Linked DNA regions of Homo sapiens: region 2 is linked to region 1. The links are chromatin loops, found by intact Hi-C in ENCODE. Cell type or tissue: endothelial cell of umbilical vein. All regions are shown on one strand.

Evidence for each region. Peaks named below come from ENCODE experiments on the same cell type or tissue, not always from the same donor. Only the 100,000 strongest peaks of a DNase experiment are listed, where the experiment ranks them.
Region 2: a loop joins it to region 1, with 4 times the contacts of the local background. A loop is called at or near these places in 2 of 110 quality-filtered maps.

Annotation. Positions count from the first base shown.
Region 1 is chr6:126,802,212-126,807,211 of GRCh38, reverse strand. No RefSeq gene overlaps it. Among named protein-coding and RNA genes, the nearest start is that of RSPO3, 310 kb to the left of the region's middle. In endothelial cell of umbilical vein, a CTCF peak has its summit at 2,792 (motif pointing left); a DNase peak (open chromatin) is centred at 2,781.
Region 2 is chr6:127,050,722-127,055,721 of GRCh38, reverse strand. All of the region lies in intron 5 of LOC105377989 (a long non-coding RNA gene), which reads left to right. Among named protein-coding and RNA genes, the nearest start is that of RSPO3, 65 kb to the left of the region's middle. In endothelial cell of umbilical vein, no CTCF peak of the experiment used is centred here; DNase peaks (open chromatin) are centred at 1,701 and 2,211; H3K27ac peaks cover 2,091 bases.

The DNA of each region.
Region 1 (5,000 bases):
GTTGAAAAGTGGCTTTATAATTATTGTAAAAATTCCAAAATTTGCCTACCTTAAATAATCTTGGAAATGTCATTGTGTAGGTAAAAAGTAAATGAAGTCAGGATATCAAATAGTAAAAAGACTTGATTTTGTTAGCTTTTCAGATCTCTTCTGACTACCCGGTATGTGCCAGACATGGTGTTAAATTTTGCAGGTTTGAATCAATTAAGATATTGTTCTTTGTTTTAAAGTACTCATAATCCATGAAAAGAATTGTAGTGGGATACATTGAATTTCAACCCTAAAATGGGATACATTTCATAAAAGTGTGCACAGAATAATAAAGTTGCCTTCCTACTCTTGTTCTGAATAATTTAAATCATCTTGCCTAACAGAACAGATGAGAGAGATGCCCTAGTCTGGCCAAGTAGCAGAAAGCAGTAGTGAGGAGCACCAGCACAAGGATGTCCAAGATGTGTTAGAGAAGCTCTCTGGTTTCAATACAGGACAATGTACAGTCAAAGAGATAGTGTGATATTATGGAAACACACAATTTTCAGAGCCATACATACATACAGGCATACAGGGAGACATACAGCTTTCTCTCAAAGAAGCATCTGAATTTGAGTATATTGAACTTTTTGACCCCTGTGTAAGATGGAGATAACAATAAATTTTTGCAAGGGTGTTTTGAGGTGTAAATCAATTCACATAGTTCACTGCACTTGCCATAGAGTAGGTTAGCTCCCCATCTGGCTGAACAATAAAAATAAACTTTCTTCTGTGGCGCAGGACTTATTTAACAGTGGACAGCTCTGTAGCTGTTCTCAATGTCACAAAATTGCAGTGAATACTAGACCTTGAGTATATAACTTACCTACCCCATAAAGGTGTTGGGAAGATGAATATTTGTAAGGTACGTTAATTACTCACGGGTCAAAAGCGCTTGTGAGTGCAAAGTCCCCTTCATAGGCATTATCACCAGCAGGTTCCACTGCTTTCCCTCAGAAACACTGTGAGAGAGAAAAGATGCCTTTTAGGAAAGCAAATTTTCTTATGTTTTCCTTCTGCCACCACTGGAAGAAAAATGCAGTATTTCAACGAGAAATATTACCACATTGCTTGTTCTTGAGGGATTTCCAGAAGAAATACCACAAAAATGCTTTTCTTTGAGGGTATTCAGACTAAAATTCTTACAGATTGAATACATATCAACATAGCTCATATGTAGTATATAGTCTGGTTTTTATTGTTGTTGTTGTTCTAGAAAGAGTGACATGTGGAAATCCAAGGAATTTCTTTATTTGATGGAGGACAGAGAGTGATTAGTCTGCTAACATGAAAAGCAAATTCCTCTGAACAATCCTGAGCAATACAGAACTCCCATTTACAAGATGAAAAAAAAGACCCCCAAATTAAGTAAAGCAATACCAATTTAATAATAAAAATACGAGTATAAATTTTGCAAAGGAATTTTTTTTAACCTTTCAATGCAGATGATGGCAGATTTTATACCTTCCTTTTAGAAGGCCTCTTTTCAATTAAAAAAAAATATTATTAGTGCTTTGGTAATTTGACAAGGAAGTAGTTACTTCCCCCATCCCTATAAATAGAAAACTACATCATTAATTTGAGCATAGATAATGGACAACTGCTGAATTAACCAGAATCATTTAGGGTAATGGCATCCTAAAATAATAGAATCCATCAGCTTGGTTCAGCACCTACTATGTGTAATTTACTTTGGCAGTGGGAACTACCAATAAGCAGGGGAATGAGAGTAAGTAAAATGAGTATTGCCTCTAAACACCAGAATTCACACCTTAGTTTTTATATGCAGTTGGACTAGTTGCTTAACTTTCCTAGTCTTTAGCTTTTTCAGTGTGAAAGATGAAGAAAGCAGTACCATCCCTTCCATTTGTTGGGAGGATTAGGATAAAGTGAATTTTACATAGTGAGTGTTCAAAAGCTGATAGCGCTGCTGCTGTGCAAGATGAACTTATGTGGTTATTCAGGAGCTTACTGTCTATGTGAGGAAATCTAACAAACCCTAAAACAGACTTTTAAAATTAGAGATTGCACAGGAGAATAGATTGTAAAATATTAAATCAATTTCACAGCTAGGAGCATATATTTATAATTTTATGATTAGTAATAATTAAATTTTGTAAACTCAAATTCGCAATACACTTTTAGTATTCTTTTTTTAAAAATGTCAACTGAAAATATCTACTAAATTCATTATAAAATCTGGGTATTTATTTGTTATTGGCTGAAATTTTTATTTTGTTATGTTCATTACCATTTTAGTAATCTATTAATTACTGAATAATAAGGTAATAATAACATATGAAATTATGCTGATTCCTCAGAAACTGGGTCTGAGATTCTAACTCCAGCTACTAACTTTGCCATAACTAACTTTTTTTAGTGTTCTCTGAAATAAAAGTTCTGGGATAAATTTCTCCTCTATGTTTATCTATGAGAAATGATACTTCAAGCCGAACAAACTGTGTTCGTTCTCTCCCACACACAGAACATGAAACATTCTAAGTCTCTCCAGTGCGACTGATGATGCCAAGTTAGCCAGTGTTGGTCTGTTTTCTTTAAATGAGATGGCTGTGTGTGTGTTCATTTGAATAACATGTTGGCTACTGAAAGACTTTCAGCATCTATAGTTAATTAAAAAGGAAAGCACAAGTTTTAATTTCTTCTTGTACTCTTGTTACTAAAAATTTCTCTTCAGAATCTGAAGCTAAACCTTTCTTCTCTGACCCCAGCCTTGTTAGTGCTGCCACCTACAGGAAAATATGGTAGCAAAATAATGAGGCATTCATGTGAAACCCTGTAACCGAATGGACCTCCTCCATCTGCCCCTATACTAACCTCTGTAAGCCACTGCTAACACACACAAATAATAGTTGCACACATATGCATACATGCTCTCCAAATTTACTCGCTCAGGTGTTCCATTCCTGATGGTTTACAGTGACTTAACTCTACTAAGTCAGTATACTAAATTGTAATGGTCTATTCTCTCCTTTATGCCAGTCCCTGCATTTTAAAAAGTAAAAATTGGTAGTGTTTTGTCTGTCGTATGCCTGGATTGAATTTTTATGCCCACTAATATTCATACTGAAATGTCAGGCTGGACACTTGTGTTGTAATTACATAACATGAGGAGAAAAGTTGAGTGATGTGGTGAATGAAGTGTTGGCTTTTTGCCAGAGATGCAGGTTTCAATCTGACCTATAGTTCTAGACAATATGAATAGTCTTAGCCCGGTCCCTAGGGTCAGTGGTCTATGGCAGATAAACCTTTGAATGTAATTCAACACAGTAGGCAGTCCTGTGAGGTTGAAAGCTGGGACTGTGTTTGCAAAGAGGATTAAATACTTCCCCACTTAGACAGGGAGAGAGAAAGAGCGAGAAACTTTCTTGCTAAGACTTCAATTCATTGGAAACATTCACACCTGAGTTCTTTGTACCTGTTACAGAGAAGCAATGGTGCCCATTTTCAAAGCCAAGCTAAAAATGTCTATAATGATATTTTTGCTTTCTGCAGTTAATCTGGCTATACTTTCAGTAAAGAAGTAGGGCAATTTCCTCCCAAACCTTTAGGCCAACATCACCATCAAGAACATTTCATTTCCCCAGCTGTTGCCAAGGATGGGTCAGGAAGGTAAATGTGTCAACCCCACTCCCAGTATAGTCAAATTGGTTGTTGCTTCCTGGAGAGCTGTGTTGAGAAGGTTGAGGTAAAGCCTGGACTCAGCAGGAAATTGTGCCCTGATTAAAATAATGGCTGCCAGAGGTGAGATCCCCAGAGGTGGTTCTGCGTATATAACCTATTTGGCCATCTCTGGTCTACATGCTATAAAATTCGTTTCGAAAGAGTTCTTTTTAAAAAAATATTTTCCCCACTAGAGAAAAGTCTACAGGAAATATAGAAATATTGAAAATGATAATACAAGCTTAAATATATAACACATTTCCATCATATTTAGATAGGAAGGCAACAGTTACTGGCAGGGTGTTGAGTGAAAACAGGATTGTGGGTTTTATGCATTTAGATGAGTTGGGAATACTTGTAAGTAGGGCAGTATGGAACAAGGATACAGAACCACATTACCATTTTAAGTCCCGTTAAGCAATTTGCCAGCTCTGTAACGTGGCTCATTTATGCACATTGGCAGACCCTTGTAGGGCCATAGCCTGAGACTGGCTCATATGCAACAAGATTTCCTTTCTGAGGCAGTCATCACTCGAGTCTCTATGCTGCTTTGGTATGACATCTCGTGGCTGTTGATTTGACTTCCTGCCTTACCTTTATCTAGGATCCTGATACCTGTATATCTTCCAGTTCTGGACTCCTCACTGGGTTTGAGTCCGCACTGGGGTTCTCCCAGCTTTGTCTCAGCAACATAGCCCAGTTTTTGGCATCTCTCCAATCACCCAGGTTGTGTCCATACATGATTCCTATCTTAGAATCTTTATTTTGCTGCTTTGCATGACCCTGTTTCCCTGCATAGTGTCAGTATAGCAGATAACAAACTGGGAAGAAAAAGTCACTCTAGCAAAGGAAAGAACTTAGGAAAAAGGTAGAAGCAAAAATAGAAATAGGTCTAGGAGAAATCAGATTAGTAGATTACCTTGGAGAATGGCGGGAGGACAAATTATAGGTAAGATATCAGGAGAAATGTTCTGTGTGGTCCCATAAGAAGTTCAAGCAGATGATTAATGAATGTTTTGGTCAGATTCATTATAGGAAATAAAGAATACGGAAAATCAGTTTTTCTCAAGAAACTTGGGAACTTGGAGCCTTAAAGAACTGTTGAAGGAAACTCTGGGGAACATAGTGGTCTAGTGTCAGAGGCACAGTGGAGGAAGGGGAAAGAAAGCTTGATGAGCGAGAAGGTAACACTTAGTCACTTTAGGTAATGTGCCGTGTTAATTCTTTGCTGCAATTCCCTGGGGGTCCAGTAACCCTTAATACCACCCACTCTTGAGTTTGTAGATGAT
Region 2 (5,000 bases), 250 kb before region 1:
CCTTCATATACACATATATCCTATTAAGTTCTGTCCATTTAGAGAACCCTAACTAATACAGATGCATTTCAGATAGAATAGACTGGCAGCTTCATGTGTAACAAAAATTCAGTCTGTTGTGATTGAAGAGAACAGATAAAGTATGAACAGTCTACGAAGACTTCATTGGAACTCCCTCAAACACATAACAACTAAGGCAAACTTAATCAAATGGATTCTAGGGTGGACTTAGATATGTACTGTTTAAACGAAAAATAATTATTGATACTAGAATAAAAACTACCCGAATTCCAGCCAGGTGTGGTGGCTCACACCTGTAATCCTGGCACCTTGAGAGGCCCAGGTTGGTGGATCACTTGAGGCGAGGAGTTCAGGACCAACCTGGGCAACATGGTGAAGCCCCGTCTCTACTGAAACTACAAAAATTAGCCGGGCATGGTGGCATGTACCTGTAATTCCAGCTGCTCGAGAGGCTGAGGCATGAGAATTGCTTAACCTGGGAGGCGGAGGTTGTGGTGAGTCGATTGTACCACTGCACTCCAGCCTGGATGACAGAGCAAGACTCTGTCTCAAAAACAAAAACAAAACAAAACAACAAAAACAAACAAACAAAAAAAACCTACCTAAATTCCACAATGCCAATTTCAATTTTTAAACCACATTATATTTGTTGATTTGGAGGAGGAGGCTGTTAAAATATATCATTGAATTAATTTTATCTTTTATTCATTTCTCTGCCAATGATAACTGCTGTGTGCGATTTTCCATGCTGGAAGATGATTTGTTTCACATTTTCAATATATAGTTAGTTTACTGCTCAAGACCACATCAGAAAAACAAAGTCAGTCATAAAGCAGCTTGCACTCTGTGATCATTCCTTTTAAAAATCTCATATTCAGCATCAAAACATTTATCCATTTCAGAGAAACCAAACCTCGGCACATGATTCTGCACCGTGTGATGATATTAAACATATTATACGTTAAATGATTTCAATTATTTTGCCTATTTCACAAACTTCATTTTGAATCTTATTAGCATTATATCTTTGGTTTTATTCAATAACAGTGCTTTAAAACTTAAGGAAGATGACACTCAAAATAGTACCATTCTCCATTATCTCTACTGGTTACTTCTATAGCCTCCCACCCACCATTGCCACTTTGCCAGGGTGGCAAACACTCAGAAGGTCTTAATGGAGCCTAAAGAAGAGCTTGTAAGCATGTCTTTAAATTCCCTGAGGAAATTGTAACTGAAAAGGAGATTCTAATACAAGTGTATTATATCTTAGTTTTGAAGACTCTAAAATAATACTACAGTTTGAGAGCAAGCCTCAGGTTTTAATTAATTTGTGATAAAATGATTCACCACATGAACAAGCCTAAAAGAGAAAAAAGAATCAAGTCAAAAGATGCAGAAAAAGCATTTGACAAAGTCAACATTCATTCCTCATAAAACACTCAGAAACTTGGGATTGAAGTAAACTACTTTAACCTAATAAAGATAATTTTCAAAAAGCCTACAGCTAACATTATACTTAATGGTGAAATACTGAATCCTTTTTGCCTAAGATAAGAAACAAACAAACAAAAAAAGCGTCTGTTCTTACCACTTCTATTCAACTATAGTAGAGGTTATATCTGGTACCTTCAGGCAAAGCAAAACAAAACAAAACAAAACAAGGCCTTCAGATTGGAAGGGCAGAAATATGCCTGTCATTATTTTCAGTTGACATAATTGTCTATGCAGTAAATCTGACAGAATCTACAAAAATGCTTGTAGAACTAAGTGAGTTTATCAAGGCTACAGAATATAAGATCAATATACAGAATCAGTTGTATTTTTATATTCTAGCAATGAGTAATTAGAAAATGAAATTTTAAAATATCATTTAAAATTAAAACTAAATATGGAATACTTTGGATAAATCTGACAAATGATGTCAAGGACTAGTAAGTTTCTTGAAACTACAAAATATTATTGAGAGGAAGTAAAGAAGGCTGACATAAATGAAGAGCTATTTCCTGTTGATGAGTCAGAAGATTCAATATTGTTAAGGTGGCAATTCTTTTCCAAACGTATCTTTTGATTATCCACAATTTCATTCAAAAATTTAGTAGATTTTTTTTGTAGAAATTGACAAACCAATTTAAAAGTTCACATGGGAATGTAAAGCAGCGTTACATTAGTTCTCTATTGCTACTTTACAAGCTACTACAAACACAGTTGCTTAAAACAACATCCATTTCTTAGCTCACAGTTCTGTAGGTCAGAAGTCTGGCATGGCCTGGCCAGATTCCCTAATTAGGGTGTTAAAAGGTATTTATACAGGGTATCAAAATCAAGGTGTTACTGGTCTGAGTTATTGTCTGAGGTTCTGAGGAAATACTGCCCTTCATGTTCATTATTGCTTGCAGAATATAATTCCAAGTAGTTATAGGACTACAGTTTCTGTTTCTTGCTGACTGTAAGCCAGTGGCCACACTCAGCTACTAGAGGCTACCCACATTCTTTGACACTTAGCCCTCTCCTCCAAGCCAACAATGATATGTCCAATCCTTCTTGTGCTTCAAATCTAAGCATGATCCTCTTTATGAATATTGCCTAGTGTGATACATTGAGATTCTCTAAAATCCTTGAGGAATATTTGTCTTTATGCTAAACAGTCATCCACTGCTACAAGCTAGGGCTCATGTACCAAACTGTATAGTTTTATTGTTTCTTTCTTTAGTATTTATCTGCTTTCATGTATTTTGCTAGGAAGCAGGAACTGTGCAACCAAACTTGATAAAGTTTTTATAAAATAGTGACTTAAACATATTTCTCCAAAAAAAGCACTGTGGTCCCCCCAAATAGTTGAGTACATCTATTCTGAATACTGAAAGGTTTCTTTTCCCTCTTTCTGCATTTTCTGTTTTTTTAAATCATTTAAACTTTTACTTTAGATTCAGAAGGTACAATTTGTCAGTTTGTTTCATGGGTATATTGCATGATGCTGAAGTTTGGGGTACAACTGATCCCATCACCCAGATAGTTAGCATAATACCCAATAATTAGTTTTCCAACCCTTACCCCTCTCCTTCTCTCCTCTCATTAGTAGTCCCCAGTGTCTATAGCTGCCATCTTTATGTCCATGAGTACCCAATGTTTGCCTTCCACTTGTAAGTGAGAACATGTGGCATTTGCTTTTCTGTTCTTGTGTTAATTCACTTAGGATAATGCTCTCCAGCTGCAACCATGTTGCTGCAAAGGATATGATTTAATTCCTTTTCATGGCTGCATAGTGTTCTCTGATATATATGTACCACATTGTCTTTAATCCACCATTGATGAGCACCTAGGTTGATTCCATATCTTTGCTATTGTGAATAGCTCAGTAATGAACATACAAGTGTGTGTCTTTTTGGTAGAATAATTTATTTTCTTTTGGATATATATTCAGTAGTAGGATTGCTGGGTTGAATGGTAGTTTTGTTTTAAGTTCCTTGAGAAATTTCCAAACTTCTTTCCACAGAGGCTGAACTAATTTACATTCCCACCAGCAGTTTATATGCATTCCTGTTTCTTTGCAGCCTTGCAAGCATCTTTTGTTTTTTGACATTTCAATAAAAGCCATTCTGACTACTGTGAGATGGTATCTCACTGTGGTTTTGATTTTCATTTCTCTGATGGTTGGTGATGTGGAGCATTCTTTTCATGTTTGCTGGCCACTTGTAGCTTGTATGTCTTATTTTGAGAAGTGTTAATTTATGTCTTTTGCCAATTTTTTAATGGGGTTATTTGGTTTTTGCTTGTTCAGTTGTGTAAGTTCCTGGATAGTAGACCTTTGTCATATGCATAGTTTGTGAATATTTTCTCCCATTCTGTACATTGTCTGTTTACTCTGTTGATAGTTCCTTTTGGTATGCAGAAGCTCTTTAGTTTAATTAGATCCCATTTGGCAATTTTTGTTTTTTGTTGCAATTGCTTTTGAGAACTTAGTCATAAATTCTTTCCCAAGACTGATGTCCAGAATGGTTTTTCTTAGGTTATCTTCTAGGATTCTTGTAGCTTGAAGTCTTACATTTAAATCTTTAATCCTTCTTGAGTTAATTTTTGTATATGGTGAAAGGTAGAGATCCAGATTCATTCTTCTGTATATGGCTAGCCAGCGATCACAGCATTATTTTTTGAAAAGTGAGTCCTTTCTCCATTGCTTATATTTGTCATCCTTTTCAAAGATCAGATAGCCATAGGTGTGTAGCTTTGCTTCTGGGTTCTCTATTCTGTTCCATTAGTCTATGTGTCTATTTTTGTACCAGTACCATGCTGTTTGGCTACTGTAGGCTTAAAGTGTAGTTTGAAGACAGGTAATATGATGTCTCTAGCTTTGTTCTTTTTGCTTAGGATTGCTTTGGCTATTTGGAATCCTCTGTGGTCCCGTATGAATTTTAGAATCTTTTTTTCTAATTCTGTGAAAAATGACATTTGTAGTTTCATAGGAATTATGTTGATTCTGTAGATTACTTTGAGTATCATGGTCATTTTAATGATACTGATTCTGCCAATCCAAGAGGAGCATGGAATGTTTTTCCAACTGTTTGTGTAATCTATGATTTCTTTCAGTAGTGTTTTGTAGTTCTCCTTGTAGAGATCTTTTACCTTTTTGGTTAGATGTATTCCTAAGTGTGTGTGTGTGTGTGTGTGTGTGTGTGTGTTTATGGTAAATGGGATTGCCTTCTTGATTTTGCTCTCAGCTTGAATGTTATTGATGTATAGAATTGCTATTGATTATTTTACATTGAGTTTTTATCCTGAAACTTTACAAAGAGTGGTAAGTGAGCATTTTTGTCTTGTTCCAGTTGTCACGGGTTCCAGCTTTTGCCCATTCACCATGATGTTGCCTGTGGGTGTGTCATAAATGGCTCTTATTATTTTGATATATATTCCCTCAATGCCTAGTTTGTTGAGGGTTTCATCATGAAAGGAGATTGGATTTTGTCAAAAGCTTTTTCTGAATC